2 separate regions of the Homo sapiens genome follow, and region 1 is linked to region 2. Evidence: chromatin loops called from intact Hi-C (ENCODE). Cell type or tissue: psoas muscle. All regions are shown on one strand. Each heading gives the region's core, and the rest is flanking DNA. Links, peaks and the distances in the headings are about the cores only. Region 1 overlaps ATXN1 (ataxin 1). Region 2 overlaps ATXN1 (ataxin 1).

Region 1 (16,604 bases), core at 5,138-13,137, 60 kb after region 2:
ACACTCTGTTACTAGCTCCACTGTGGCGTTTCCACTGTAACGTGGTGGTGTTGGTGCTACTCATTGTGACAGTGTGGTGTCCCAAAGAGTGAGCAAGCCTCGCCAACGCTTCCTTAAAACTCTTACTGATGGAACTACCATGTTTATATAGCAAGAATATTAGAGAAAGAAGAGTCGAGAAAGGATTCCACAACACACATCTAGTCTTTTCCTCTCTTAGCTTTTAGGGTCAACACTACCTTTCTCTTGGAAATGAGAAGGGGAGAAAACCTTTTCCACTATTCTGAAAAGAGGGTTTTAAAAATTCTCTCAGGTCGCCTAAGCTGGAGGGGCTTTATGACAGCACTAACCAGTAGGTCAAAAAGGAAATTTATTTTTTCCCATCATAGGTTCCTCTCTACACAGAGAATGCAAAACCGTAATTCTTAAGAGTTCCTCAATGATTATTCACTTTTGTTCTTACTTCCATATTTCTCTAGTAAAGATTTAAATATTTAATTTTGTAGACTCCTGAAATAACTGCTTCCAGATAGTATATTTACTCAGAATATTATTTAAATGCATTAATGCTGACATTGTTAGAAAGGGGAGAAAACTCAACATTTTCCGGCAGAAATCATTGTAAAATGTATTATAAAATTTCCTCCCTTCCTAAGTAGAGTGCTACTATATAGTGAATATAATTTAACTTTTTTTCTTGGAGACTTATTGTCATTTCTGTGAAGTTATTACCTCGACATAGTAGCGTCCTGATGCCTCAAAAGCTCATAATTCTTCTCGATGCCACAGCCTCTGTCCTATCTACTTGTCTTGGTTGTCATGTCTTCAATCTCCTTTCATATTTGCCTATATCTGTAAACTTAAGAGAAACCAGATAATCAATCTGATAAAATCACTAAGCTGAATCATATACATTAATTCTCATTCCTAGCTCTCTCCACCTAGCCAGTGTGGCCTGAGGCATTCATAGCCATGTTCTGAGTGGTGAAGGCTAAGAGAGCCCAGGAGAGCTGTCCAGGGTTAAATAAGACATTAATATATAAAGTAAGGACTGTCGGTATACGTGATATTTATATGTTATCATATTACATTTTATTTATTTATTTATTCATTTATTTATTTGTATATATAGAGAGAGAAACAGAGTCTCACTCTGTTGCCCAGGCCAGAGGGTAGTGGTGCCATCATAGCTCACTGTAGTGTCGAACTCCTGGGCTCCAGTGATCCTCCCGCCTCAGCCTGCTGAGTAGCTAGGACTACAGACTTGTGCGACCACACTTATTTTTTGTTTTTAATTTATTTTTTGTAAAGACAGGGTCTCATTCCATTGCCCAGGCTGCATTTTTAAGTTTAGTAACTGCCCAAATGGACATTGGGTAAAATAAAAATAAATACAGTCACTTCTCTTCTTAAATCATTCACCTCTCAAGATGAAGGTACTAATAGGACATTTTCTAGAACTTCAGTGTTAACCACAGCAAGGAGGAAAGACAGGCCTGTTAGATGTAGACTAAGAACTTCAGAAGCTGTCTCCGTCCTAGGCTGGGCCCAGGGCTCTAGAATTGTCCCACACACCTGGTGGGCTTGCTTGGGTACTTGGGTGGTACCTGGGAGATGATGACCTGTTCATCTTCAGCTTCTGTTATTCCAGGAAACAGAGGTAGTCATCTGGATACTACAGGTTTGCCAGCTCTGCTACTTCTGCTTCTACTGCAGGAGGAGGAGCTATGGAATTTTTATGCATGCATCAAAACACTGACTTGGCTCATAAGACTGCTTAAAAGACAGAGTGATAAATTACGCCTTGTTTCTCATGAAACAGATTTTTCCCAAAAGTAGAAATACTAATTTATAATGTATCCTTTTCAGAAAGATTGTAAGTCTAAGTTTCTCAGAGAAACAGTGTATGTGATGGCAGGACCCCAGTAAAGTCCAAAATATCCCATAATGGCCTTAGGACCATGCCCATCATAGTCTCCATAGAGCCATGGTCCCCAAGAGCCATGGTGCCCAAGAGCCACCACTTCAGTGGGTGGTAGGTGGTTGTGAAGAATGGTCACTGTGGTTCACAGAATAACAGTGACAATTGTGAATAGAAGCCAGTCATTACCTAACTGATAAAATGAGTGAGGCTAGCAAAGGGCCTGACAGGAAGTGAAATCACTTACTGAAGTGGTGGTAGAGTACGCAACCAAGAACTAAGAACAGGAGGGAAGTTAACCCTAGGGAGAGTTCGACTCCACTTGAGGAGGAACATTCTGGCAATCAGGACTGTCTAAAAATGGAACAAGCTGATTGATTTAGCAGTGAAACCTCTGTCACTGGAGATGTTCAAACAGAGGTAGTAGGACCCTCTTATCAGGAATTCTCCAGAGAGGAGATGTGAGTTGGATAGAAGGTTATTGTAGACGACCACTTGTTTCTCTCTCAGCTCTGAAATGTAGTCCTTAAGGCTGACGTGTGTTTCCCAGTTTCTAATCGGAAAAGATAACATAATCTACAGTGTTGAAATAATTTAAACAAAGTAAATAACTGTGCTTTTACAACCATAATACGGTTTAGCCTTTCATTATTTTGTTACGTTCCTCATTAACATAGACATAATTTCTTTTAAAGAAGGGACAATTGTGACGAGCCTGGGCAACATGGTGAAACCCCACCTCCACTAAAATACAAAAAATTAGCTGGGCGTGGTGGCACACACCTGTAATCCCAGCTACTTGGGAGGCTGAGGCAGGAGAGTTGCTAGAACCAGGAGGCGGCGGAGCTTGCAGTGAGCCAAGATCACACCACTGCACTCCAGCCTGGCGACAGAGCGAGACTCCGTCTCTTAAAAAAAAAAAAAAAAGAAAAAAAAAAAAGAAGTGACAAAACTTACCCAGTAAACTAAATGTTAATTTCCTCTTCTCAGGAGCATAATACTAACTTACTCCTCTGTTTTTATATTTTTGAGTACTGATAATCGGATAGTGATATATTTGTGTTATTTTTTGTTCAAACAATTGAATTCATTCTTAGCAAGAACAAAAGTCTATTTGAAACATGTAGGCATCTTAGGTAGATTAAATTTTTCATTGTTTCAAGTTTTGACTTTTGTATTTCTGCACATTAGTGATCCTTGAAGATTAGGCAAGGCCAAGTTCTTTTGACTTTTATAATTAGTGTGTCGGAATCCCAGTTTTTCCTACCCTAGGGTGGACTGTATTTTTTACAATTAACTCTGTGAAGGGTGACTGGGGGTGGACTGGTGAGGAGAGGCTTCCAGTTACCAGAGAGCCTGTGACTTACTCTCTGTGCTTTTCCTAGGTCACCAATTTTCAAAGAATTTGAGTATAATTAAATACACTTCATAATAAACTAGGCTGAACATAATTTAATCTTTCCCTGAAGGTACTTCAGAGTCTTGGAGTGCTTTAGGGCCATGATGAGCATCAATTATGTTCTCACGGTGGGTGTGCAGAAGGAGGTAGTTAATAGAGTTCTGTTTGATCAAGTCCTGGGTGACTGGACATGTGTTCTGTTATGATTAGCAGTTCAGTGTCCAGGTTTTGGAACTGATGCTTAGTATTAAATTCTCAGGCAGGAGAGAATGGAATAGAGATTGACCTCTTTGGCTTTGAGAGGCTGAAAGTTGATGACGATAATTCACATGTACATGGTATATATAGCACTTTTTAGCTTCCAAAGCCCTTTCACATACCTTGTCTTCCATTGCTTGTTTCTTGTGATGTTCTGGAAAGGAAGCAAGGCCGCTGGTATCCCATTTTTACAGATGAGGACAGTGGAGCTCAGGAAGCTTGAGGGACTTGCCTAAGCTCATACAGTAGATCAATGGCGGAGACCACTGGACTTCAAATTCAGTGCTCTTTTTAGTATTTCAAAGGATACTAAACATTTGCTCACATCTCTGATGTTCTTTGTGCTGTATGTGTAGTAACTCATTTAATCCTCACAGTGGCCCTGTTAGTAGGTAGATATCAGTTCTTCTGGTACTATTACGATTCTCATCTTCAGAGCTGAGGCCACTGAGAGGCACAGAGAAGTTAGGGCATGCACTAGTGAGTGGCGGAGCTGAAATCTGAACTTAGAGCTTTGGCTCCAGAGCCCATGCACTCCACCATTATGCTACATGGCTACTCAGTGTACAGATACACTGAGCTTAAGTAGAGGAGAAAGCTTATCTATCCATATCTTCCCATCTGCAAAGACCTCTGCCTGTATGGGAGGTCTGGGCTCGTTCTGACTAAGGTTTTGAACCCAGATCTGCCAATTTGAGATCTTGGGCCCATTACTTAGCCTGAGCTTCAGTTTCCACATCTCTAAAGTGAAAATATAGAACATGGAATGTACCTGTAAGAACACAATGGAATACAGGTAAAGTGCCCAGCACACTGCTTATTCCTTAGCCTTCATGTTTTAGAAAGTGGTTGCTATTGTTTTTGTTGTTGGTGGTGGCGGTAGTGGTCTTCTTCTTATTATTATTTATATATTTACAATGGCCAAAATTATATGAAATGTTTTCCAAAAATTAGGTATTTGTACCCTTCATATGAATGTGTGTGTTAATTGGGTATAATTGTCTTTCTTGAGTCTTTAAAATAGACAAATCTTTTGATTACATTTGTTAATATTATTGTACCTACCTATATCTGACTTGACTTACAATTTTACTTCATTAAATACATAGCAAGTCATCTGAGAACCCAAAGTAATCATACAGATTACTTGCCATATAGTTAATTTGTGACTGTGATATGGCTGCTAAGGTAGAGGTTTGAATTTAAAAGCACAAAGAAAAATGTTTACTTCAATGGTTACAAATAGATTAATCATATAAAGTACATATTTGCAGAGTCTCGCTCAGTCGCCCAGGCTGGAGTGCAGTGGCATGATCTCGGCTCACTGCAACCTCCGCCTCCCAGGTTCAAGCAATTCTACTGTCTCAGCCTCCTGAGTAGCTGGGACTACAGGTGCGTGCCACCACGCCCGGTGTATTTTTAGTAGAGATGAGGTTTCACCATATTGGCCAGGCTGGTCTCGAACTCCTGATGTCAGGTGATCTGCCCGCCTCGGCCTCCCAAAGTGCTGGGATTACAGGCTTGAGCCACCACACCCGGCCTATTCTAAGGCTTGTTCTAAGGCTCACAGATGGCACCTTCTCTGTGTATCCTCACATGGTGGAAGAGGCAAAGCAGTTCCTGGGGGAGTTCTTTGATAAAGGTGCTAATTCCATTCAAGAGGGCACCTCCCAAGGGCTCCACTCCCTAATACTATCACGTGGGGAGTTAGGATTCGACATGTGAATTTTGGAGGCACACAGACATTCAGGCCAAGGCATAAACAGTGACCACTTTTGTTCTGTCTGTCCACACACTGCCTAGAGCTTCCATTTATTTCAACTACATTTGCTTTTTTCTTATTTATCTGTTCAGAGTATCTTCTCAGTGGCTATTTATTTACCACCCTTTAACATGTTTTCTTGACATTGTACTTCAGCCTGTATATGCTTTGCAACTCAGGAACTATGCTGGCTTAACTAATAGTACCTACTTAACAGGTGAAACTGACAGTAACAGCTTAATAGGTGCTTTCCATTTTTAACATACCTCAGCTTTTTATAAATACAAAAAACTCTCAATCTTTTAATGTGGTTTTAAATTTTAAACAGGTCTTCTTTCATTTTCCTTTACAGAAAACTGTAATACTGCATATGCATTTTCAAACTATGCATATTTCTTCTTCATTCCATGTGGAAGTTTTTATTCAGCCTTTCAGTAAATTTTACTTAGCTTGTCCCATGGATGCCGTAGGTGTAAGGAATATGATAGTGAACAAGACAGACAGAGCTCCTCCCCTCAGGGAGCTTTGCCATGATACACGATGATGACAATGATAAAAGGAGCAAATAATGATTTGGGACCTGATTCCAAAGGGATATTTCTGCGACACTTACAATGAAATTCCAACCTGGCACCATCTTTTTCACTGCAGAATGCATGAAGGTGGTTGCATCATGTCATTTCGACATGCATTTAAATGTAATGAAAGGCACAAGTAGTGATTGCAAACACTACAATAAGTTGCTTGTTGACTCTCTTACTGTCTTCCTTCTTATCTCCCTTTCTTCCTTTGTCTCATTCTCAGTTTTCAGAGCTTAGTCATTATTTCGTAATCCTCTCCTAAAATGAAATCTGGGGCTCTAAGGACAGGAGGCACAGGTTGTGTTTGAACAGCATCATCGTGCTTTATGAAGGGGATTGGAGGGGAGATTCTGCCCCACAGTATGGTCAGGTCTCGCTCCAGGCAGCACTGACTACATTGGTGCTGGTTGGGTAACTGTGGCTCGGCAGGTCACTCTCCCTCTTTCCACCTCCGTTTTCTCATTATTAGTAGAAGTCGAAATAGCATGGTTTTCTAAGGCCTCTGCCAATCTACAATTCTGTGATTCATATGTTCCTAAACACTTGAGTTACTTTTTCTCAATAAATGGAAATATATTTTCCAATGAGGCTGGAAATACATTTTCCAATTATCCTCTCCCCTGGTTTATAACATATCATCAATGTGTTGGGACTTCTAACACTGCTTCTGCTGTAAGCCCATCAAGAGGTTAATTACCTTTGAAGAATGAGGAACTGCTGGAAAAGAACTGTAAAACCTTCAAGAGAACTTTGGAGTTAATCCCTCTGGTAATAGGAATCAATGTCACTCACACATCTAGTTGCCAGTGGAGGAGGAATAACAGCACTGGGCCAAGTAGACTTGAAGGAAGGCAGGTTGCTGATAGAGTGGAGAGCTGAAGATTCTGAATCAAGCTCATCATGACTCTCTTCCTCCTCTTTGAGGCTACCCAATCAGAGCAAAAACAGTATTTTAAAAAACCTCAACTGGATGAGCCTGATGCAGTGGTGTGCTCATGCAGTCCCAGCCAAAGGGTCACTTGAGCAGAGGAGTTCAAGGCCAACTTGGGCAACATAGTGAGACCCCGTCTCTAAGACAAATAATAAACATCAAAATTAAAATTAAAAAAAACCCAACCCAGTGTTCCCTTCAGAATCCTGAGTGGTTTGTTTCATCTTCCTCTATTCTGGCTTGTGTCATCTTCCTCTCTTGTAATGGATAAAAACTCCAAATGAAGACAAAAATGAGGAATTTGTCAAAAAAATTGAATTGCCAACAAAAGCCATCTTTGGTTGATCAAACGGTACAGACGTTTCAGTTAGACAAGAGGGCTAAGTTTCTGAGACCCATTGTACAGGATTATTAATATTATTCATTTTTAGCCCTCATAATAAGGTATTATAAATGTCAAGATTGCTAAAAGAATACGTTTTTAAATGTCTTCATTATAAAAAATAAGTATGTGAGGTGATGGACATATTAATCAGCTTAATATAATCATTTTATAGTATATGTAGCTATATCAAAACATCACATTATAACCCATAACTACATGCAATTATTATTTGTCAATTAAAAATACAAATCTAGGCCAAGGTGGGAGGATCCCTTGAGCCCAGGAGTTTGACAGCAGCTTGGGCAACATAGGGAGACTCCATCTCTACAAAAAAAAAAAAAAGAAAAAAAAAAGAAAAAAAAAGGAAGGAAAAAAAAGAAAAAATTGACTGGGTGTGGTGGCTCTTGCCTGTAGTCTCAGCTGCTCGGGAGCTGAGGTGGGAGGATCCCATGGGCCCAGGAGTTTGTGGCTGTAGTGAGCTATGATCATGCCACTGCGCTCTAGCCTGAGCAAGAGAGTGATACCCTGTCTCAAAAGTAAAAACTTACAACAATATAAAAAATAAAAATTTAAATTATAAAAAGCCATCTTCTTTCCCACTCCTTCCCATTTTGATACAACAGTCCCAGACCCCAGACTTGCTTTCCTCATGAGTCATGCAGACTCAAGTATTGCAGTTCCAAAACACTGCCTGACTCACCAGCTCCATCCAAAAGAGTATGTATTGTCTTCATATGCCAGATAGGAAATTCCTGCTGCATATAGGAAAAGCAGTGTGTTTAAATACATGGACACACACACACATACACACACACAGAGTACACATATACACATCTGCATATACACGTACACATATGCGCACATATTCATACTATATATGTACATACACATGCAATACACATGTATACACACCACACACACACATACACACACATGCATCTCCAAGTCTATTTCCATGCTTTTTTTCAGTAAAGCACCTAGACAAAGGAGAGAGATGTCTAATCAGGTTTTGGTGGTTGTCAGGGATATCATAAATGAGAATCTCAAGTTACTAAACTTGATTTCACAAAATAGTTTATTGGTAGTTTTAGAATGGCATTGCATTTTAGGCAGCCCCAATTGTAAATAAGTGAGCCGGGTAAAAGCAGATTGGATGTCACCCAGAATATTTTCTGGAAAGGGGACATACACAAAATTCTCTCTTTGCACAATTACCCTGTTTTGGGTTTGCAATATTATGTTGAGCAAGGCTGGCTATTTTCCACCAACAGGATGTTACAGCTTGTCAAAAGTTATTCAACCTATAGTGTTAAGCAGGTACTTCATCATTACTGAATTTGGTTGATGCTCTATGGAGAAAGCCAAAGTTAGGAGTTTTGTCTGTCATTGAGGTAGAGACCCTCAACTAGGGAAGCTTTGAACTGTTCATCCAGCTGGTATTCTGTACCACCTTGCCTCTGGAGTTGAGCTTAGAACCCTACTTCCATTTTTTCTGTCACTTCAGGGCTGTTTCAACTATTGTTTCTTCATTTACTTATATCAAGTGTGTTTTCTCAATTCATAAGCATGGGAGACCCCAAGAGACAGATATCGCATTAGTCCTTTTTTGTTTGTTTAGCAGGAAGGTTTTTAAGTAAAGCTCCTAAATGATATGTCTCATTCTCATGGAAATTCATCAATATTGTTTTACTGTCTCCTATCTGGTTACTTTTTATTTTAGGTAACCACTGTGATACAATATACACAAGTCCCTGGATCATGAAAATAAATTGAAGAGCTAATGTTAATAGTAAGTTCTCAACCAGGGGTTATGCTGGAACCCAGGATACATAACCCACAGGAGGGCCCTCCGTGAACTCAGTTTTCATGGAATTGTCCCATACCTTCACAGGTAGAAGCATGGCTATGTTAAAAGTGGCCAATGAAAGTATAGTTTCTTTATGCCTTATACTTTGTTTGGTGAGGATTTCTGCCAGAGGTGTTTGTTTCCTTTAGTTTTCTGGTTGCTATGATTTTATACAGCTTTGGTGACCTCTATGAGTACCAGATAAAGTTAGGTATGATAAAGGCACAAAAAGACCGTAGAAGCCATTTGTATTCTAAATATAAATATACAGACTAAATTTGTATGCATTTGTGTCTTCATTCTTCACGGTGCTGTATCCTCCGTGTGTGTGTGTGTGTGTGTGTGTGTGTGTGTGTGTGTATTTCTTCTTTGATTCCAGGCTGCTTATACGAAAATGCTGATTCATAGTGTCACTGTCTTTTCTTTTTCCTGCGAAATTCTAAATCCGTTTCTAAACTTTTTCTACAACTCTGAGTTTAATCTCTCTAAAGTTTTTTTTTTTCCCTCTTGCGGACACAAGGCACTTTGCTTTGTTTATGCTAATAAATGTCAGACTAGCCCCCAAAAATTAGAAGAAATGCCAGTAATTTCAAAGGGCTCTTGAGCATGATTTTTTTTCCTGTTTCTTAATACATTGTACTTTTCAGAGTTTAAGTTTAGGTGCATGTAGGTGGTATTAGAAGATTCTTAGATTTTATTGGTAGCATCCAGACAATCTTGTCATCACCCGATATATATCACCTCTATGTGGTAGACCCTTGTGGAAATTTTCTCATCACGAAAGTCGAAAGTTTAATTTTGGAGAGGAAGAGGTTTTTCAGATACATTAAATAGGTTTTGCTACAATAAGGTGAGATGGTACTTTCAATTGAGCATTTCTCATATACTAGCAAGCAGACAGCTTGGCCTCCTGGTTGTAATTACATGCCAATGGCTTGGTGCTTTTTATTTTAGAAGTTGAGTTCATCCTGAATTCTCTGAGCATATGGAGTAGTGCACTCTGATTGTTCCCATTAAGATTGTAATTCCATCCAAGGCTTATAGTGTCATTGTAAACACTAGATGGAATTACAGCCCCATGCACATTTTGGAAGACTGCATTATTCATTGAAATACTTTATAAAGTTAAATAATTTTGTAAATATGCTCCAAGTTCATGGGACTTAGATAGAAACATAATCCTGGCCACAAAGGAGGTTCTCAGTAAATATTTCTTGTTTATTTGATGGACTTTCCTTATATCTTTAAATAAACTGTATTTTTAAAAAGTGTAGAGAGGTTATACTTAAATATTTGTAGGACTTTAAAAGATCTTGCCTTGAAATGCTCTTACGGTTTCTTGCTTTTCATTGATGGAAAAATTGACTTCCCATATGAATATGTTATTTAATCTTTTCTGTTTCTAGCCTAGAGAGAAATACTGAGTAGCTCGAGTGGTCAAGAATCTTTATTTTAGGGACATCCGCATGTCCTAAGTAATTCCCTTCTATATAAATATCTCTTTTCGGCATAATGTGTTGCATGCCTTCAAGGTGGACCACTATGAGGTGAATAATTACACAACGGGAAGCCTGGCTGTCTCGTGGAATATTGGATGGATGGCTTTCTTATTGGTCTTAATTAGGACAGTGTTGTTAAGATAATTCACTAATTCACAGTGCGTTATCAGATTTGAAATGACCTCTTTTTTTTATACTACTTCGGAAGTGTATGTATACCTTTTAGGAAAGACCTGGAAGGATAAGTTGTATATTTTAGTATCTGATATGGTTTTAAAATTTAAGACTCTGTGTTATGTATGTTTTGGGATGACTATAAATAATCTGTGTAACAAGGTATTACCAAAAACCTTATTGCCTTTGCCACCATGCACTGCAAAATATAGTATCAGGAAGCGAAAAGACAATGCATTTTGAGTAATTTTTAGAATTTGCATTTTTGTGAATTGACATGTATGTATGGAGGACTTTTCAAAAAAAACAGAACTTTTCATTAAGAATATTCGGTATTAAGATATTGTTTTAAATGTCAGATATTTTTAAAATATATGAAACCATATTAATCACGTATTACTTATACTTTTTGTCCCTGGAAATATTCCATTTTTAAGAACAGAGATAACAAATAAATATACCAGTAAAGCTAAAGTCAGTGCTTTCTGCTCTTAAAATAATTTATTGAACGATAAAATGAATGTCTTTGCTTTGTGAAATTATATTTTTGTTTAGGACTTGATAATGCTTAGAGAACATTTTAGTTTTTACAGTTTAAAGAATGAATAATGACTGGTTCCTCTGCTCCCTGATTTGTTTCCATGTAGATAGTACTTCATTTTTATTACCTGTAAACATGTGTTAGCTTTATCAATTAGGCTCAATTGAATGAAGCATAACCCCCTGAAAGGCCTTGCCAGTAAAATAATAATAGTAATAATAATATTCTTTTCTTCAGATTCTAGCAGGGAGTACTGCTGGCTTTTATGTAAGAAGTCAACTTTAAAAGTGTTTTTGTGTGCGTGTGGTGTGGGTGCAGCAGCAATATTGTGTATTCCTTTCAAATCAAGATGCCTCATAGTCTGTGGGCGGGGGAACTCCCTAAGATGCCCTCACTAGTTACTCATTCATTTGTTCCTCCCCAGAAAGGGAAAACCCAATGCTCCACACTCCACTTATTCTGAATAATGGGGGCGGGGAGGTGGTGGCGTGAGGATGTCAGTGTCATTGGGCAAAAGCCTTCATTTTTAAAGTTTAGCAAAATGCAGTTTTATTGCTTTATGATCAGTGTGTATTACAAGCTAATATACAAATGGCATTAGTGATCAAAGTGGGATACTGATGTGGCAAAAATTTACAATACACTTAACAGATTGACCTGACATAACAGTGAAAGCATTTGAATTCCTTCCCACATAGTAAGTAACAAGTAATTTCTGGAGCCAGAAGTGGGAGGGTGTGTGTGTATGTGTGTGTGCATGTACGTATGTGTGTGTGTGTGTGTTGTCTGTAGAAGTTAACAAATATGTTAGTTCATTGACCATTTCTTTCGTTGTCCTAAAGAAAATTTCACTCACTTGTGCTTCTGATTTGTTTCCCGTGAAGTCTCTTATCACTCTTAGAACATGAAGGCGAATTAATGAAGAATCCTTAATTCTTCAAAAAAAAAAAACCAGCCCTAATTTAAGAAAGGAGACATTTAACTTGCTAATAAGATCCTAAAATTTTATAGGTTATATAATACATTCAAGGAAATTGAATTATATATTCATTAAGAATACATTATCTCTATTAGCAGAGAGTAAATGATTGAGGTTTTACTGAACGCTAAATGCTCAGAAAGTAAATGCAAAGACCATCACTGGTTGAGCACGCTGGGAACTGGGTGGAAGTCTTAGGCCTGTCATTAACTGTTGTGCGGCCTTTGGCAAATAACCGAAGTTCTCTGAGCCTTAGGAAAATGAGGAAGTTGGGTTATATAAGTGGTTTTCAAATGTGGCTTCAGAAAACCCTGGAGAGCCACTGCACTCCAGCCTGGGCGACAGAGTGAGACAGGCCTCTGTGGAATTAGCCAAGGGTTTGGGTAAGGGGTGGGGCTGAGACCTGAGAATCTTTATGTTACAACAGCTATTAGGCAATGTCAGTTCACAGGACCACTAAATCAAACAATCCTTCAGACCACTTCCGACTCTCAAGTTTCAATAAGTCCCTAGAAAACATCATCCTTGGTCCACAGGAAGCAATCCAATAAGGAACTTGGTCTCCCATAAAGAATCCAATAAAGAAAACTTTAAAATGAGAGGAGGGTTATGGATTTGATCATCTCCAAGGACCCCTGTCAAGCAAGTCTAAGATCTTTCCAAAGGAGATCTGAGAAATATGTCTGTATCCCAAGAAGGTTTGACAATAGTCCCTGAAGTTTGGGGGATGACTTCTAGATATCCCTGTGCCTTCAAGCGTGATCATGGGCTGGATTTGTTGGCCCCATGGTCTGCCTCTGAGTCACAGACAAATGATGAAAAAAAGAACAATTTTCTGTCAGCATGCCAGACCAAGGGAGGGGCCAGGAGAAGAACCGTGAACCATGAACTGTGCCACTGCTGGAGGCACTGACAGCTCCTTGGCACCAGATGTGTGACCTCAACCCCTGCAGCTTGGGCACAGATAATATCTCAGGGCAGGGGATGAGGAATAGAGGAAGAAGGGAAAGTTGCAGGGATCCTGGAGTGTTAATACCCATGGTGGCGGCAGAGCAATTTGCCAGGAAGAAAACTCTCTGGTTAACCCTCCGGCACTAGTTGCCAAGCATGTTTGTACTAGAATGGAGTTCAAAGTTACAAACAGAGCACTGTCTGTTTTTAAGGACTCATATGAAAGGTTTGCTTGTCCTAAGCCTGAATCCAAGAGTCTGTCTGTCATAAACACTTTCAGGTAGCCCAAAAATCCCTTCAATGTGATCTCCAGAATAGGGGAAGACAAAGGACTCAGGTCTTCAGCTGTCTGATGAGGAGTGAGAAATTTTTCTAATGAACATCTCTGGCTTATGGATATTAAGGAGAGTTCAGTGTCAAAAGTTTCTGCAGCGTAGTTAACAGAGGTGGAAAGTTGAAATAACCTTAAAGGCACTGAAGCTGAGAAACTGCCCTCTTTATCCTAACAGCCACAGTTAGTTTTGGAACACTGTCCATGGAGAAGCTCAGGGCTGTCAATTTAGAAAGCAGCTGTGTGCTGGCCCATTGGGCACCATCTTTCTCTCATAGGTTGTTCTAGTCCAAGGTGAAGAAAGCTACATTTTGCTCTAAGCTAGACTGACATATGGACTTCTAGATTTGAACCCTAAACACAGGAGGAAGTGATTGATTGTATTACAAAAAGAATCTTCTTTGGTAAATAACTATTTTTTTTTTTAATGGCCAGATGGGAGAAAGCAAAAGATGCCTTTTCGTGGTGTTTTGGAAACCTAGATCTCATCAACTCCCTGGTTGGTTTTGGCGGTCAAGGCTTTTTATGCCAGAGCAACTGTGAGCCAGGTTTCTGAGGTTCTTCCTGACCCATGTTGGTAGCCTCTTAAAAATAACTGTCATTCCAAGTTCAGCTAAAATATATAACTCAACAAATAAATACATATAAAGCATATGAATAGAAGCGGGAAAGTGAGGATTAACAGACTGGAGAGTAAGAGTCTTGCCATGTAAAATACTATAAAACACTCTTAGGAAGTCTCTTGCTTATGTTATTACTTGTACAGTAAATGTGGAGACCTGGATCTCTTCCTCATGGTCCCTTATTTCTTGTTTTCCTGCTGGGAGGTTTCAAGTAGCTGATCCCTTGCACATGTACTTTAAAACTTCAATTATATTTGTCACTGGCTTATCATGGGCAATGTATGTGAATGTGACTAAGGGTCCTGATAAATTAAATGCCACTTTTACATGTTCCTTTCTTTTTCTTCTATTAGTGTTCTTTAGGACTTTGAATGGGAAATCCTCAAACATGTAAGTCTATGTGGCTTCAGAAAACCCCAGAGAGGCCAGGCGCGGTGGCTCACACCTGTAATCCCAGCACTTTGGGAGGCCGAGGCGGACAGATCACCTGAGGTCAGGAGTTCGAGACAAGCCTGGCCATCATGGTGAAACTGCATCTTTACTAAAAATACAAAAATTAGCTGGGTGTGGTGGTGCACACCTGTAATCCCAGCTACTTGGGAGGCTGAGGCACGAGAATCACTTGAACCTGGGAGGTGGAGGTTGCAGTGAGCTGAGATTGCATCACTGCACTCCAGCCTGGGTGACAGAGTGAGACTCCATCTCAAAAAAAAAAAGTTCTCCCCAGTGGCCTCTACTGAATTATCCAAGTGCTTGGGTAGGGGGTGATGCTGAGGCCTGGGAATCTTTAATAAGAAAGAAGAAGGGAAATTCCTTATGTTGGACCCAACATTGAGTGTGTTCAGATACAGATGTTGGCAGGTATGGGGGCATTCGGAAGGAGAACAGCGGCTAACCAAGCTAACTGAGACTGAGTTCAAGATTCGCTTCTGGTTCAGGGGGACTTTCGTTTTCAGGCTCTAATACATTCAGAAGAGCAAATATTGGTACTTTAATCATGCATCTTTTCCCCCTCAAGTTCTGTATCTGCCACGTGTATATTTTATTTGGCATTTAAATGCACAGTTCTTATAATTGCTGATAAATAGTCTCCATTGCACATTTTGCTGGCACTGTGGCCTCACTGTAAATGCTCTCTGTATGTTCTTGGGAAGTTGCATAATGGCAGTTACTCTAGTTTACTGTGCAATATGCTCAGTGACTAATGGCCTAATCATGACTTGAAAAATATATAAACAGTTCAACAGAAGCAGTTGATTCACTGAGCTCTTTCATCCAGACAAGGGTGAGCTAATGGGAATAAAAAAGACGGAGGTGTGCAGCAGCGTCTTTGATGTATTGAAGTTAGAGCATTCCCACAAATCCCATGCATTATTGCTCATTGATGGCGGATCCTTTTTCATATGCATGAGGCAGGAGTGCCAAATTATCGTCCTAATTGGCTCTGACTTGGTATTCCTTAATGTTCGTGTTACACTTGTTACAACTTTTTTCCTTTCCTCTAAATACTACTGACAGTAACAGCTTTGGAGAGGCAGGCTGTCACGTGGCCCCATGGCGTCACCCTACACTGCAGGCTTAAGTGTGGCTCTGGTCCTGTGCTCTGGTTTCTTGGGATAGAATTACAGCTGAGACTGTGCAGTGCGGACCTGCCTGGTTTACTTCAGGGGCATTGTTGATTGACACAGATTCTTGTTCCCTTGTCCTCAGTGGCACCTTTTCTTCCAAGAGGAACAGAGATAGAGTCTTACAACAGCCATTAAATAGAAGATCCTGGGGTCTACTGGAGCACTGTCCCATTGGTGGGGAGAAATAACAATCATCATCATCATGTCTCCCTTCCTTTGGAATTGATTAGGTAGCTCCTATATTCCACATTCCTCTCACCTGTTGACCACACACAATTTTTGGTCTTGTAGCTTGGCCACTCATTTTAGCTCAATCACTGGTTTAATTTTTTTAATGAAATCACTCAATCGATAGAGGCTAACCTCTCGTAGATGTAATAATTCCAACCATTCTCAAAGAAATAATGAAGGGTGGAATATTATGCTTTCTAAAATAATGGAATTTATTTTTTCTTTATGCCCACAGCTGTTTAGTCCTAAAGAGGGGGAAGAAAGAATCTTTCGATCTTTTGGCATGTTCCATGTCCCGTATTGATGGTCATACTTCAGCTTTTTTCTGGTTGTTTAAGAATTATGTGGCCAATAGGCTGCCTTGTATATAACAGTGAAAAACACCCATTACTTGTATTTGTTTCATTTTAAGGTTTAGGCAGTTGGAGCATAGGACAGTAACTGGTTTCCCTTGTTTTCTGGAACCTGCCCCTTGCTCTCTCTTGGGTGATGCCTCACCCCTGCCCCAGTGTCAGAGCTGCCCTGGGTCCTTCTTCCCTTGAAGGGTCTGATGAATGAACCACA
Region 2 (16,604 bases), core at 5,554-13,553:
GTATTTGAAAGAAAAGATAATTGAGAATTATGTCTTGATTTAGTTGTGACTGCCAGTCAGTTTACAATTTTATGGCCAACAAAGCTAAACTGGTAAATTTTTTCCCCCAGGGCTAGGATTGAGAGAGCTACTCAACTCTATTCCCAGGGGGTTTATGAGTTTTTACCGTTTTGTGAGTTTATGTGGTTGGTAAATTCATTGTGGCCTGGTCAGATGAAGCACTGCTGTAGTTAAAATGAGCTATTATTTCTTCTAGCTACTCAACTTTTATAAGGTGGTAAATAGATGGGAAGCAAGGATGTCAATATTACACAATGCCTTGGAGGTCCTGGATTCTATTTTGCAACATATAGAAAAATGCTTTACTTGCAGTAAAATGTGAACATATATTTTTCAGTGCACAAATAAATTCATGTGAAAATAAGTATAAAAAAATGTACCTGGTGGGAACCGCCAAAGGCAATATTTTTCCTTGCGGATTTCGTTTTAAGAGGGTTTGGTAAACAGAAGTGACACTTTGTCAAAAATGTTACGACTAGACTTCAGGACTTCTGAATTGTCTTTTACACTTAGAGGAAGATTAAACAGAAACTCTTTAGCCACAAGATTACATGTCAAATGCCTGTAAGTTTCAACATACCTAAGTCAGTTGCCTAGGAGTCCTGGGAAAGGCCAGTGCTGAGATTATTGAAATATTAGTAAACATTACTATGACTCCTGTTTTTGTTGTCATTATGGAGTCCAAGGACGCACATTTCTTTGAATAATGTTGTGCCTTTATTGTTTTTCATTCTGAAATGTCAAGTGGATTTTACTTTTTTGCACATACCTTGAGTGACAGTTTCTGATGACTAACACTAACACTCATTTTGTTTCCTATTAAAAGTTAAGCAATAAACATATTTTACTAAAATTCTGAAACTCACGTAAGTAGGTAAATGTGGGAGTGAATGTTAATTCTTTAAACTGTAGTTATCTGAAAATAACACATAGATTAGGATCTGAACAGCTTAAATACTTGCATCGGTAAAGTGACAATAGTGAAGTAAGACAGGCTATTATTTTTAGGGGAGAGATAGATTATTTGACTTTCCTTGCTCTGTATTTTCAGAGTAATTCAATAGTTCGAATGATTAGTTTCTGTGAGAGATTTAGATCTGTGCAGCTTAATTGCTTCAAATAACAGATTTAGTTCTGGTCATACTTCCAAGGTTATCAGAAGCAGGCCCTCCTTATTTTGATAAAAGCATTGAAAGCAATACATTGTAGAAATGGTAATAGAAATAATAATTTCTGTTTTAGGACCTTACATATAGAACTTCCTTTTCTAAGATAAGAATTTTAAGTCATCAATTATGTTCACATTTTATTTTCATGTAATTTAGTTTAATAAAATAAATGTACTCATTCAAAATTTTTTTAAGAAGTGATATACAGTGTCAGTTTTACAGAATTTTTTAAATGTTGGCTGAAAGAACGGTAATTACATTGAGATTTTTAAAAATATATAAATGCTTAAAATTACAGAAGTAATAAAAAGAATGGTTTTAGACAAATCTTATGGAAAGTTTTTTATTTTATTCTTTTATAATTATATTTATGGATATTTGTCTTTATTAGTGTAGTAATATATTTTATAACGCTCATAATTTGAACTTTCAGGCTAATGTACTATAAATATTTGTATTACGCATTACTACCATCCCAAATGTACCAAAACACGTTTAGAGAGAACAATTATGGACAAAAAAGCAACAAGCATTATATTTTGTTTGACATATTTCATGTTAGCAGAAATGTTTCATTGATTTTTCTGTAACTTTTAATGCATCCCATTTGTGGAGTAATGAAAATGTAATGATAATTGCCACAATGTAAGCAAAAATTGTATCCTACCTGAAAATTACTTTCCAGAAAATTCATGGTAGTGTACTCAGAATTTGAGACTCAAGAGGGCAGAGGTTTCCCCGATTGTGATGTTTTGATTTGGGCTAAGAGGAACTCTTTTTTTTTTTTTTTACACTTAGGTGCCCTTTAACATGACAAGTTTTGAATGAGTTAGGTAGCAGAAGTTTTTCGTGACAGTTATTGTAGCTACTAACCTATAGCATCTATCCTTCTAACGTTCAAAGAAAATATATTTTTCTGTCACTGTGTATGGCAAACTTTATTTTCTTGTGCCCTTAATTTTGTTCCCCTTTCTCACATTATCTCCTGGTACTTACTGACCATTACCTCAGTTTTGTTTAGGCCGTCTTTCTTGTTAATCTTCCAATATTAATAGTATTGTATTATGTTGCTCTGCTGGGTTTTAAAAATATTGAGTATTCCATTTTTGGTGTATATTATTGTATAAAATGTCCTATAAATTATTTTCTGGTATATTATTTTGTAAGTTTTTGCAGTGAATACGTGCTGCCTTGCTTGTATTCTTGCCTTCTTCCCTCTGATGGAATACAAGTTATGTAAACTCTCTGTATTATCCTAACTAGTGCAGCAACACAAATACTTTTGAAATAAGAAAGCATACTCATGCAAGAGTAAAGTAATCTTCTATGGCATTTACATCATGTTTGACCCTCCTCTGCACTTCAGCAAACTAGGAGGAGGTTGTAACTTGGACTCTATAAAACCTTATCTGCCAGGTGATATGTAAACAGGATTGTGTGCACACACATTGTCATATAGGCAAACACTCTCCCAACTGGTGAGCTCATAAAAAGCACTGTCTGTAAATTTATGGTACCTGCACCTCATTTGAGAATCAAGTATTTTGATGCTTAATTTGAGATGACATCATGATCCTCCCTCCCTGCTTCCTCATCCTTAAAGAAGTACTAAGATTAAATAGAATTTTGTCAACTTCTACTTAACTTGGCCATTATTTATATTTGTAACTCAACAGGCTTCTTGGTGGAGGGACTGTGCCTTCTAAAGATCTGAAAGACCTTATAGTGTATAACAGCTTACCTTCCTTCTCTGTACGCACAGATCACATGTGGGGAAACCAAGGACTACAAGAATTCCTTCTTTTGCATATCAGTCCTCGGCAGGCAATCAATGCTTAAATAAATGCTTGGTGAATGGATTAGTTAGAAGTAAGAACATTTTGGCTACTGTTCATTACTTTGAAAAGTGCTGGAAAGAAGTGGAAGTTATTTTCCTTTCCAGCTGGGCTGTGCTCTTAAAAATAGTGAGTGTGTATGGATGAAAATAATCATGAGTACCGAGATGTGTTGCCATGTACCCAAGGATAATTGGCTCACTTACCTGTTTACGGATTATTCACATTGGAGATCATATTCATAGCTCCAGAATAGTTTCTTTCTGACATCCAATATAAACCTGGGCCTCCTTCTTCCTACTGTTACCTGGCGTGAGCTTAGGAAACCCAAACTAAGTTTAAAATCAGCCTAAGCAAATGTGCAGATCAGCTCCAGTAATCAAAGACTGAAAATCAGTCCAGCATTCACTAGTTTGGGGATGATTTTATAGTAACCCTGCTACTGATTTTAAAAAAATTTTTTTTTCTGTTTAATGTGGATAATTGGTAATTACCGGTATTTAAGAATATAATTTTAATGGATAGGGCTAAAAAAATACGTTAGCAGATCGAGTCCTCAACTTCTTCCGTTTCTATGCATAGGTTTTACCTCACAAAAACTACTACAAGCACCAAGCTCCCTGATGGAAAGGTATATGGAAGATTCATTCATTCTTTCTTTCATTCATCCATTCACACATTCACTCATTCATCATACAATGGAAAATTTTTACTTAACCATGTGCAAGGAATTGTGGCAAAATGAAAATGAGATGTACATTCAGTATTTAAATAAAGTTTAGTGGAAAGTTTAGTGAATATAAATGCACACTTTACACTTTTTTTCTGCATTTTTTCCTTTCTTCTATTCCATTGGACTGGTATGCTAATAGCTGTGCACTTTCATCATTGTGTTTCAAGTTGCATGTTGATAGATAATATATGCCACATTAAAATTAGGCTTTGGCTCAATTACTATTCAATCCATGCCCATTTTCACCTGATACTCCTTGTAGTTACCAGCATGTGTTTATCAGATGATTGGCTAGAATCATTGGAGAAAAGAATGACAGCGGCTGGCTCAAATGGGGAGACCATCCTCTTAATTTGATGGAAGGGATGACCTTTTTGTATGTTGGCCTCCCTCTGAGCCTTGTTGAGTAAAACCAGACCTGCCTTTTGAGCTGGCTGGGATCTGTGTAATTCTCATACAACAGAATGCCGAATGTGATGTTCTTAAAATTTGTATTTCGGTGCATAGACACTTAAGGTGGACTTATTTTTTAAAGCAGTCTATTCTGTTTTTCATTTTGGATTTCCTCTCCTGCACTCCCTCGACCATTGCAGGAGCATCGTGCATCAAGTCACCAGGGTGGTCCATTCAAGCTGCAGATTTGTTTGTCATCCTTGTACAGCAATCTCCTCCTCCACTGCCACTACAGGGAAGTGCATCACATGTCAGGTGAGAGTTTTGCGATGCTCTCTGTTTTCCATCTGAGGATAAAGTCCTGACCTGGAAAATTGCCTCCTAGCCATGCTCCCTTACTTTGTTGGCTGTTGAATATCATTTTCTTTGCAAACTCTGTTTGGGCATAGTGTGGGAAGTTGAGAAATTGCCAAGATTGTTTTTTAAAACTTCGATTAAAGTATCTATCTATTTGGTTTAATCTATATGTTCATGAAGACTTTCATTTGACTTTGCGATGATTGATAATTGCCAATTGGGGCTTGAACCTCATCATTTTAATTGTCAGTTTTCCTTAATACAATTAAGAATGCTATGCTACCAGATATCTTAAGTCACAGTTTTTGCATTTTAGATTACTGTTGTAGTATAATATGTGCGTAGCAAAACAGAGACCTATTTGTTTAGGGGAACCAGTATTTGTTGAATCTTGAATTTCTTTGTGTCTGTTTGGATTTTACAACTTCCTGATTTTCCCACGTACAGTAAGTTTTTCTGGCCTGGAGAGTCATGCAGACATAGGGTGTATGCAATGGTGATGACTCATGGTTCTCTATTGAAGAAAGGGCCAGAGGATATTGCCTCAAATTAAATCAGGAAGGAAAAAGAGGTTTGCTAGAACTTGGGGCAGTAAGGGCTTGGGAACACAAGGGTTTGAGTGTATGTAACCAAGGGAGATTGTGAAATAGAAAATAGGGGATCAATTTCTATTTGCCTTGGAAATGGACCTGCTTGAAACTGTGAAGACAGACTAGATTAGAGGTTCCCAAGCCTGGCTAGGCAACAGAATCACCTGGAGAGCTTAAAAAAATAGAATTTGGAGCTCCACCCTAGACTTGATGAATCAGAATGTTTCCTGCTGGAATCATTGATCTGTCTAGGCACTGATGCTCCACAGGTTTGGGAACCCCTGGGTCGGCCGGTCTTCCAGCAACTCTTCCTAAGTTATGTTCTGTAGACTTAGTTGGTGAGAAGCTCATTCTACTTTTAGCAAATCTCCCATTTGAAAATTTGAATTTTCAAAACTCATTTTTCAAGAGGTAGATGGATATTTGCTTTATAACAGGTTCATTTAAACAATAATTGACCAGATTTCTTTGAAGAAAGAGCTGCCTCTTTACCGTAAGAGCCAATTTTTAAGTTACATATAAATTCTCTGGCATCTTAGATAAGAGCATGGAGCTCCGTAATCAACCCATCTGGACTTAAGATCTGGAGCTGCCACTATGACCTTGAGTAGTCCTATGTCCTTTCAATGCCTCAGTTTATTCATGTATAAGATGGAGGTAATATTAGAACTTTCTTATAGGGCTGCTGTGAGGATGGACTGGAGTAAAATAGTAGATATACTGTGGGTAGAATAGTACCTGGTGTATGGTTTGTATCTTTTAACAGATGCTATCAAGTAACTTATCCCTCAACAGGTTGATTGTTATGGTCATGTTTTATGATGGTTGCTCCTGAACCATACATGACTAGAAATATGTAAATATACCTGGACCTTGGTCTTTGGACCCACCCTGTAGACATCTACGGCTCTGCAAAGCCAAGGAGCCTTTTATTTGTTTTTGCTGAATTTTAAATTCTGAATTTATCACAACTCTCTGACTGATGGGATGCATGTGTGGTTTTTTTTTTTTTAGATTGTTGTAAAATGAACTGATGAATTGCATGCATAAATGTGGTTATTTGTGGTCTGAGTAAAAATAAACAAAAACCTGAGTGACTGAAGTATTATGCCTCAGGAAAAACAGCCAAAAAAGTCCCAGTGGGGGACAAGGTGGAGGAGGGAAGAGTCATCACAGACACGATACTCTTGTAAAATATGGAACTGGATTCCTTACATTTTATTGGCTGTGGATTAGAGAGGTGTTCTTTAAGTGGAAATGTAACCTAAAGTTACATGCAAAGGTAAGCCTCTTAAGATCTACAAGTGTCAGCTGAATGAAAAAGGTAGGGTGGGCCAGGCACAGTGGCTCATGCCTTTAATCCCAGCACTTTGGGAGGCTGAGGTGGGTGAATCACTTGAGGTCAGGAGTTTGAGACCAGCCTGGCCAACATGATGAAATCCTGTCTCTACTAAAAATATAAAAATTAGCCAGGCATTGTGGCAGGTTCCTGTAATCCCAGCTACTTGGGACACTGAGGCAGGAGAATCGCTTGAATCCTGGAGGCAGAGGTTGCAGTGAGCCCAGGTCTCGCCACTGCACTCCAGCCTGGGCGACAGAGTGAGACTCCATCTCAAAAAAAAAAAAAAAAAAGAGAGGAAAGAAAAGAAAAAGGTAGAGTGTCTTACTGCTACTTTATCTCTTAGGGATGATACTCATTTTAACGGTTATGTGCTAGGCTGAAAATCCTCACATTTAGATCTTTGGGGAAATAGTTTAATTGCAAATGGGTTGAGTACACGTGCATTTTTTTTAACCTGTGGTGTTGAAAGGGAGTCATTTGTGATAACAGAAATATCTCAAGAATTTTATTGTGAAAAAACAGGCAGCAAAAAGTCATATCTCTTGGTCAATATGGGCAGCTTATTGAGAAGAGACCTAGGTTTTTATAATATGTTAGGCAAGTTTAAGTGTCTTATGAATACTAAAATACTGACGAAGTAGCGCAAAGTCACCTTGAATTTTAAGCGCTGACATTTTCTATGATTGCATTTAAAGAAAGCTTATAAGCATTATCTAAACATTTTGCATCAATAATGGCCTCATTACAGTCCTCACGATTGACGGCTCAACGTAGGCAGAAAAATAGTATCATTCATGTTGTACTCTTTTATATTCATTCAGTTTTTTTCTTAAACCTACATTATAGTTCTTTCTGGTTCTAGTTATTTTATAAATATGATACAGCTATAGCAAGTTATGACCTAACTTGTTCACAGTCACTATTTATGTAAAGAAATGATTCATTCATTTATTCATTGTGAATTTTTTTAAAACTACTGCATGGTGCTGTGGGAATGGAAGTGAATAAGAGCTACCGGAAGGCAGTTATTTTCTTCCTGGTCAGGCAGGGGAAAGAAGAAACTCTCTGAAATAATGAATACGAATAGAATGGGGTTCTAACAGTGTTCTAACAGTGAAGGAATTCAGAAGAGTGACGCTGAGTAGGAGTGATCAGGAAAGACTTTGAGGAGGAGGGATCACTTGAGTTGAGCTCTGCTGACTAGATTGCATTTCTGTGGGAAGAGATGGATGGAGCATGAGGAAGGCCATGTGTGTGTCTGGGACATAACAAGCCAATGCACGGTATGTAACTGACCAGGACATTTTGACTGAAGCCTAGGTGCTGGTGGACATCTGAATTTCTGGATTCGAGCAGACAGTAGAGAGTATGGGAATAAAACTGCCGAGAGGTCAAGTCTGAAGATAAATTTGGAGGAGTCCTTGGCATAAAAGTGATCTTTGAAATTGGGTTCTTGGGCCTGGCAAAAAGTTTGACACCCAGGAGGGGGATGACTGAATTCAGGGATGACGTCAGCTGGTGTAGAATGTGTAGAGAGAAGGTAAGAGGCAGCGGAGAGTAGCTTCAACATTGATGTGGCATGGCCTTCGTCTGCCTTCTTTTCATGATCTGGGGTGAAGGAGGCTGGGTGGCTGGAGGAGTTGGGTGATGTATGCGTGGGCCATAAGGACTCTTCTGCAGCTCAGGCACCTTGGAAACTCAGTGCTGAACTACAGTTCAATGAAATCTTGTCAAAACCTCTCTTCCTTTAAGACCTTTAAAAAAATAGGAACTTGAGCTAATTTTAGCTAAATCTAATGTGTGTGTGTATAAAAATGAATGCTGCGTTTGAAATTCAGCGTATGCGGTATCTCGTTAAACAAATGATCCTTCTATTTTCCTCTAAACAGTTTTATTAAGATTTTCAGTGAAGCCCTGTACGTTTTAACAACAATTCCAGCATTTCTTTGATCTTTTCTACCGTTGATTTATTCATCTCACATGATATGCGTAAATCACAATGTGCCATCTACTTGACTCTGTAGCAATTGTTCATTTGTGGCAATTCATTTACTGTACTTTGATAAACCACATTAATTTGGGTGTGTTTTGTAACTTTAGAGGATTCCCTGGAGGCTTTCTGCAGACTCTTTAAAATGTGAGATGTGTGTGTTTTTGTGCGTGCGTGTATACTGTATATACCTAGCTACTAGACACAGCTCTTTGAACAATTTGGCTTCCCATTTATACTTTATAGAAAATAAAGAGATATAGAATTGGTGAATCTTGGGTCTGGGGAGAAAGTTAGTCTAAGACTTCCTGATGTAAAGTGAAAGAGAAGGCTGGAGATGATGTTACGATGATGTTAGTGAGCAGTCTGATTTAATGTAATGAGAGAAAATTTGAGGATTAAGTTGTGGTTTTTTTTTTTGGTGCTGAGTTAGTTAGGATGGGCTCTCTGTGTAGCCCAAAAGGGCTCAGAATAAAAGCAGTGACTTATTTAACTTTCATCAAAGACAAGAAGGTTAAGACAGGAACAAGAGGGATGGAGCAAACAACTCCAGGGGCAGATCGTTCTTGTCTGCAATTATTTAATGAGCATCTAATGTATGAGACGCATTATGCCAACAAGGCCCTCTAGGGAATATGGAGATGATCAATAGTTCACATTTACTATTCTGCATATTAACTTATTGAATCCTCATTACAGTCCTTTGAGGTAGGCATCATTATTTTCTCCATTGCACAGGCGAGGAAACTGTGGCACAGAGAGGGTGAATAATTTCCCCAAGGTTTCCCAGCTGTTAAGTGATAGAATCGTGCTTGGATCCCAGTCTACACTCTCAGCCCTGTTCCTTAAGCCCTGTCCTTAAGAAGCTTACAGTCGAGTGCATAAGGCAAGGCATGGCTTGGAGTAATATTTAAAGAGCCATGACACAGGTAACACAGTCTAGGAAGTCAGGATCAAGGAAGGGTCCTTCCTTGGAGCCTTCTCTTTTGATGCCTGCCTGTCTGTTCAGTCACATATGAGCTTTCTGACACAGGCTGTCCCATGCAGGCTTTGTGGTGTTTTCTCCCTTTCTTTCACTCTTACTCATATCTCCTTGAGATTCCTATGCACTTTCAATAATTATTAATTGAAGAAAATGATGACAGTGGCAATTTGCTTATCCGTTTCAGGGGATTGGCTTAAGTTGGATCCAAATGTTATTCAGCATCAAGAGTCTCAGCGAGATGATGAACTTTTGACTCTTAAAAGAACTTCACTGGGTCATTGCTCAGCTTGCAAGATTTGGCAGATATGAACTATTTGTCTCTCCAGTGTGATAGGTGGTGGTGTGGCGCTGAACGCAAGCTCTAAGAATAAAACGTGCAGCAAAAGGAGGTCACGCTTTAGTCAGGGTGGCCATAAGGAAGCTTAGAACTCACATCCCCTCTGCCCCTGCCTCGCCCAGTCTCATTTTCTCTCCTTCACTAGAACAGTGAATGAATCTGAGCTCATTCATGTCAAGATGATAGAGAAGAAAGATCACTTTCTCTTAGCTGGCTTAGGGAAGGCCAGATTGTCTTTCTTACACTGAGTGAAAAATTACTGAGGACTTTTGTTTTTTTTTTTTTTGGTCTTCAAGGCAACATCTCTTGCTTTTACAGACCCACGGAAATCGAGAAGAGGATGCAAGATTTACTATTCGTGCCCTAGCCTGGCAGCTTCAGCCTACATCACAGCTGTAATCATATGTGATGCATTTTTATTTACAGATTAGTAGGCTCTGACTCTGACATATGACTAACCGGGAAGCTCCTCCCTGTAACAGTTGTATGTCGTCTGCTTCAGAGAACTAATTGCTTGGCAATTCCCCTTTGGTAATTCCCTCTTTATTTTCTGATGAGTTACTTAACAGCGATGGGCTTGTTGAGCAGAGCGTGGAGTTTAATGTGTGCTCCAGAAACTCCACTGTAGGCCTGGGGGATATGTTTTTCGAGTTCTGTTTAGCTTTACTGAAGGAACAGTGAAACCATTATATGGCCTGTTAATATTTCACTCAATACCAGATTAAACACCGAGCAGCGTGCAGTTTTCCAAAAGAAATCAAAACCAGGCTTCTTTTTAAAATGTGCCCCTGTGCATTAGAAAATTATTAAAAAGGAATTTAATATGTATAGAATGTTTAATGATCTTTTGAAAATATGGTTTCAAATGGAGTAGTCTTCCAGGACCCTACAGAGTGAGTATGGTGTGCTGTTGGACTGGTAGTTTGGAGGCTCAGTTTCTGTTGCCTGCCCTGCAACAGGATGACTTGTGCTACTCACTGTACCTTGCTGGGTCTCAGTTTTCCTGTCTCCAAAACACAAGGAGGTTGAAAGAAATGATCTCTCGGGACTCTTCTATCTCTGACATTGTACAGTTCCATGAATAGATTTTATTGTAATTCTTGCTCCCGGCTCCCCCAAGACCTTTGCTTCTGTCAAACATCATTTGCTGTTGTTTGACTTTGTTAGATTTTGTATTTAATTAGAATTTATATTTTAGCTATTATTATGTCATTATTTATAGAGTAAGTCATAAGCGGTGCCTAAATTCATTTATCACCCCATCTATATTAGTTTCATACCTGAATACTTCCTCCGCTCCTTTTTACTGTTCTTGCTACCATGTCCCAAACAACATCCATTTCTGGAGGTGGAATGCAGTATAACTGGAAAGAATCTTTCAGCTGATTGTGGGATTATTTTTTGCAAGAGGAGTGCAGAAGCTCTGCTTTTCTAAGCAGTAATATCAAGGGCCATATTCTGCTTTTAATTTGCAAGTAGAAATCGTTTTGATGTCATTTGGTTTTACCTGCAGGTGCAGGTTTTAGTCTCTAGGTAATTCCTTTTCTCTTCTGCGTCAACTTTCCCAATTAGTGTGTGCAGCATTGCCTTGTCTTTTTGGTTAATTCATAAGCAGTTCATACAGATGCCTCTTGATTCATTGCAATTATTAATAGTTTCTTTAGGCAGCTAGTGCAAATAGAAAAGGTGACATTTGAGAGGGTTTGTTGTTTTAATTTATTTGTTTCATAGACAGAGAGGGAGGGTGAAAATGAAGGCTTTAAAGTCAGGGAGATTGAGGCTTGAATCCTTCTGGCTCTGGCTCCTGGCTTTGTGGTCCAGGTCACATTCCTTAAATCTGTGATCCTCAATTTCCTCATCTGTTGAATGGGGATGATAATATCACCTAACTCACAGAATCACTGGAAAGATTAAATGTGCACTCACTCTCTAGATGTTGCTTATGGTAGTATCTCAATAACTAATAAAAACAGACACACACACACACACACACACACACACACACACACACACGGAAGGCATAGCATTTAAGAGCTGAATAAAAAAAGCAAGAACAAAGGAAAGTGCTGCATTTGAGGTATAGTCAGGGTAGGAGGAGCTTCTCAGAGCAGCCAGTTTTAGTAGGCAGAGTTTGAATCTCAAAAGGACCTTTGAAATTTGGGAAGGACTAAGCACCCTCCACTAACCTGTCAGTGACGTTTTCTGCAGGTAGCTCTTGGGAAGGACTAAGCACCCTCCACTAACCTGGCAGTGACGTTTTCCGCAGGTAGCTCTGCTCTACAGAAAAGAGTGTTTACTACACATGACTGATAAAAATACCATGTTTTTAAACATGTATTGCCCAAACCTTACAATAATAAAGGAAAGCCAATAAAAGCAAAAGTTCCCTTTGATTCCACCATTCCAGTCCATAAATCAAGTTCATTTTTATGTGTTGTTTTTTAGTTCTTGATGATGTAACTTATATCTTTTTTTCAGTTTTGTGTTTCCCATTTAGCATAAACATTCTTAGTAACTTCAGCTATACAGTTCTCATTTGCAAGGATCACATAACATTCTATCAGGTTGTTTTATCTTAATTTTTAAGTTTCCTATCATTTTTGGACATTCGAGTTGTTTCTAATTGTTTACTGTTGTAAAGCCGCAGCGAATGTCTTTGCACACAAGTATTTACCGAGGACACACTCACATCAGAAGGCTCAATACTAAGTTAGAGGGAGCTTGCTCTGAATTGCTTTCTAAAAGGCTGTACCAATTTACATTGTTACTAATGATATAAGAATGTCTCTAGCTTCAATCTTAATAATTGTGGGACTTACTATTTTTTGGCTAATTTAATAGGCTCTTTGGTTTTAAAGTTTTCATTCCTTTGATCCCTCTCAGAGATGGAACATTTCCATCTGTGTTTATTTACTAATTGTTCTTTTTACAATTAGCAAATGGAAGTCTTGATGTTTTCTAATCTATGTATATGAGCTCTTTATATGTTCTAGATATTAATCCATTTAAAAAGTCCTATTTGCTACAGCTACTTCCCTAGTCCAGTGTCCTTTCATTTCAGTGATGATGCTTTTTGTTGTACAACGGTTCAAGTTTTTATATGATCAGCCTCTCTTTTCTTCTACTTGTACCCAGGGCCAACCTGGCAGGAATAAATGAGATTACCGCAGCTCAAATTCTGCACCAGGCTGGCGAGTGGTCCACTGGATGGCTTTGCTGGGAATAGCTCTTTCTTTCTTCTGCTCACTTTTCCCCTTGGGAACTGTTTCCTGTTGAAGTCCCAGTCTTTCTATTTCCAAGGGCCCCTTTCCCCTTCTCCCACCTGCCCCTCACTCCTTGATTCTCACCCACCCTGTGCCGGTTTCCTGGCTGTGGCATCCTCTCTGCCCAGTTCTCAACCCTCCGTTGCTGACCTGTGTGTTTCTCAGGGAGCCCTGTCCTGGGAGCAGTGGGTAGAAACATGTCTGGCAGCCTCCCTGACTAGGGCCTAGAGAGATCAGTCAGGAATCTCAGGCCTGGCCAAAGTCTAACCATTATCCAAGTCTCTGGGGTCGGGGTCTTTACAACTTCTGTCTTACATTTCTGCTACGTAGCAGGCTGCCCTGCTAAGGAATGGGCTCCTTGGCGCTGGTTTTCATCCATGTAGGAACCAGAGAGGCACGATGCTACCCTGATTCCTTTCCTGTTGTAGCTCTTCTCCGGGGATAGCTCTTCCAGTGGAAGGTTGGGAACAACTTCCTAGGGATTGAATTTTTTGAGGAAGGCTGGTCTCAAAGTGTGAGTTTTAGCTGAGTGGCTCTGCTGAGCTGGGGTGGTTTGGCATATGATATACCTCCTAAATGGCCTGTCTAGATGTATTGTTGTTCTGGTCCAACATGTTTTTCCTCTTTGAAGCCAAAATGAACATTTGTTAGTATTTGAAATCTGCTGACATCTCTGTTTTTCTTAACTCCCTCCCTGGGTTCTCATGGTCCTCAGGATAAAGTCTAGAATCCTTAGCCTGGCTCCATAGGTTTTGAGGACCTTCCTTATCTCTCCAGCCTCATCACTCACATGTTGCCCTGTATTCGTCCCACGTCGGTCCCATCGCACTTCCTCCTTCAAGTGCCATACTCTGTTTTTTGCTCCAGCCTTTAGACATGTTGTTCTTCCTCCTTAGAACCCAGCTCCTCTCTCTGCACTGTCTGGCTACCTTTCCCTCATTCTTGAAATCTCAGCTTAGAGTCTCTTCCTCACGAAGCCCTTGGACTAGGGACTATGTTATTTGCTACCTTTTCTGGGTTCCCATAGCACCCCATTCTTCCCCTTGTATAATACTTCACAACCCCTTTCCTGGCCCAGCGATAGGAGGGACTGCCCTCTTTCCAGTATGTGGCATCTAGTGAATGGGCAATACATACGGGCATTCCCCCTGTGATGCTTATGTTACAAATTGGATGTGATTCCATCTATTAATATGGACTGTGATGTATATAATTGTGGTGTGTATAATTGTGGTCAGGAACCAGCATGGGGTCCTGTGAACCACAGTGGTGGAAAAAGCTATGGCACCTGTTTGTTCCACTGGCTTTGTGCTTTGTCCATCACACAGTGAGTGAAAAGGTGACAAAAATGTGTAAGAAGCCTGTGCTAAGGAGAAAGAAAGGTCCAATGATGAATTTTCTGGAAAGAAAGCTGTACGTAATAGAGTGCTGAATTCGCTCAATCATATTTAAGTTTTATAGTACTGCACTTATAACCACACAAAACACTATTATTATTGAAATTCAATACAGGAAAAATGCTTTTGTTTTTGAACGTCTAAGACTGTCTTCCTCCTCATTGAAAAAATTCCTACTGAATTTCGATTATATGAAGATTTTTAGAAATGCAGCTATTGCATCGAATGAATAAATGAATTTGAGGTTCACGTTCTTAACATCTGTTTTCTGACTTTGATCAGTCTCCTTTAAGTGCTCTCGTGGTCATACTCTGCAACTCAGGTGAAAGTTTCTAGTGAGATAGTTATCCCAAGGAGATACTTTTATCTGGAAGAGAGTAGTTCTGAAGTTCTAAGTGAGGTTGGTTGGTTAGATTTAGGTTAAGGTACCACATGGAAAGGAGAACTGCTTAAAGGGGTAGGGTGACCATGAAACCTTCTTCTGCAAACCCTGCTCGTCAAGTATGAAACCGGTGGGGTAGGAGGTCCATCTAATCTTATCTGTGCCCTTTTGAGTTGGCCGGCCGGGTGACCATCCATCTCCTCTGGGTTGTAAATGACTTCATCTCGAAGTTGCACTGTTGGTGGTAGGTGAGGACGCCTTCTCCAGGTGGAGGGAGTGCATTTGTGGTTGATGGTGTGAGCGACCATATGTTGGACCATATGTCAGAACCTGTTAAGAGATTCTGACAGGTATGGAAATGCCTCCCATTGGAAACTGAAGCCCTGGGTCCTTTGACCGCTGCAGCACCCCCAGAGGAGAGTACCCTAAGGCCCTTTTAACCTTGCCCTGCCCTGGCAGGTTCCAAGGGGAGGCAGAAATGACTCTGGATGAATTTTGTTTTGATTATTCTTCCCCTTTTCCAGGCTCTGTGTCCAGTTCACCTCTGGAGCTGCCTGGGTCACTGCAACCCAGACTAGAGAGAAGTATGACCCCAAGTTGTGGCTTTTATTGGGAGACAGCCTTCATCTAAGGAAGTGGGAAAGAATGTGTTCCCCAGCTGCTGCCTTTCTGGTGTCTGATCTGATACTTTTCAAAAGATAGCAGTTTTGTTTGGTTTGATTTGGATTTTTTTTTTCTTTTGTAAGTGGTCATAGACCCATAAGACAAGTTTATTATTGTATTGACAGAAGAAAAAAATGCCATGGTTATTTATTTAAAAATCTCTTTCCATACAACTTTGCTTTCTATTGAGTTTGAAGGAAATATGGTGATGGCATCTAAGCCCAAATTTCGGTGTTTTATTTTGGCTTTCCTGTTCTGTTTAAGCCTCTGTAACCCCTTGAACCTTTCTCTACTCTTCAGAAGGAACAAGTTATATTTTTTTTCCATCTCAACATCGTCCAAATGAACCGTACTATTTTAACAATCTGTGTAAACAGATATAAAAGGAGGAAGACTACTTTCTTTAATTTTCCTCCCAGCGAGCTGCAAAGCTGTTTCAGTCATCCTAGTGATTAGCAGAATGTGAGTAATAAACAACATTAAAATGAAGAAACGTCTTTCTGAGTAGGACCTTGAAATGTGGGTCTCACCAGTAGTATATGAGCCTTCCTCAGACTAAACTCCATGACACAGTTCATATCATCTTTAAGTCCTGGAGGGAGGGTTTTTTAATATGTGTAAATGACCAAACACAGCTGTTGGCTGTCCTGCTGTACAGAGAACATTCGGTGACCTGAAATCGCAAAGTTTCTGTCTCTGAAGGGTGCACTTAATTTAACTTTTTGCCCTGAAGTCTCAAGAAATGAGACTTCCTTTAAAAAAAGTGTTCTTAAAACTTTCTCATTTTAAATGTCCAGGGTCTTCAAAGAGTATACTGGGAGGAAAGTCCTGTGTTTCCTGTTTCTCTTGTAGGACTAGTCAAAAGTACCCTTTCTCTTGATGGTATTCTGCAGTCTGAGCCTCTGATTTAGTAACTACAGCCTTTAAAACCACAGTTATCCAGACCATGTGCAGTGGTTAATGTGTCATGAGTCTGCCTCAGCTGATAATAGCACATCACAGAATTCAGAGTGCCTTAGATAAATTGTTTCAGTGGATAGTCATAATGACTGCTTGAGTAGAAAAGTACCCTCATTTTCTAGGGGAGAAAACAGAACCTACGAGGTTG

Evidence for each region. Hi-C counts contacts between places; a loop is a spot of excess contacts. Peaks named below come from ENCODE experiments on the same cell type or tissue, not always from the same donor. Only the 100,000 strongest peaks of a DNase experiment are listed, where the experiment ranks them.
Region 1: it touches region 2 in a loop (2.2-fold over the local background); 9 of 110 quality-filtered maps call a loop at or near these places.

Annotation. Positions count from the first base shown.
Region 1 is chr6:16,680,497-16,697,100 of GRCh38, reverse strand. All of the region lies in intron 2 of ATXN1 (ataxin 1), which reads left to right. Among named protein-coding and RNA genes, the nearest start is that of ATXN1-AS1, 72 kb to the left of the region's middle. In psoas muscle, for the core only: no CTCF peak of the experiment used is centred there; no DNase peak of the experiment used is centred there; H3K4me3 peaks cover 884 bases; H3K27ac peaks cover 3,122 bases.
Region 2 is chr6:16,741,134-16,757,737 of GRCh38, reverse strand. ATXN1 (ataxin 1) reads left to right here. Exons shown (of 8, transcript NM_001128164.2): 2 at 4,391-4,505. Among named protein-coding and RNA genes, the nearest start is that of ATXN1-AS1, 12 kb to the left of the region's middle. RefSeq lists a cis regulatory region at 10,488-10,501 and an enhancer at 10,423-10,567. In psoas muscle, for the core only: no CTCF peak of the experiment used is centred there; no DNase peak of the experiment used is centred there; H3K27ac peaks cover 2,158 bases.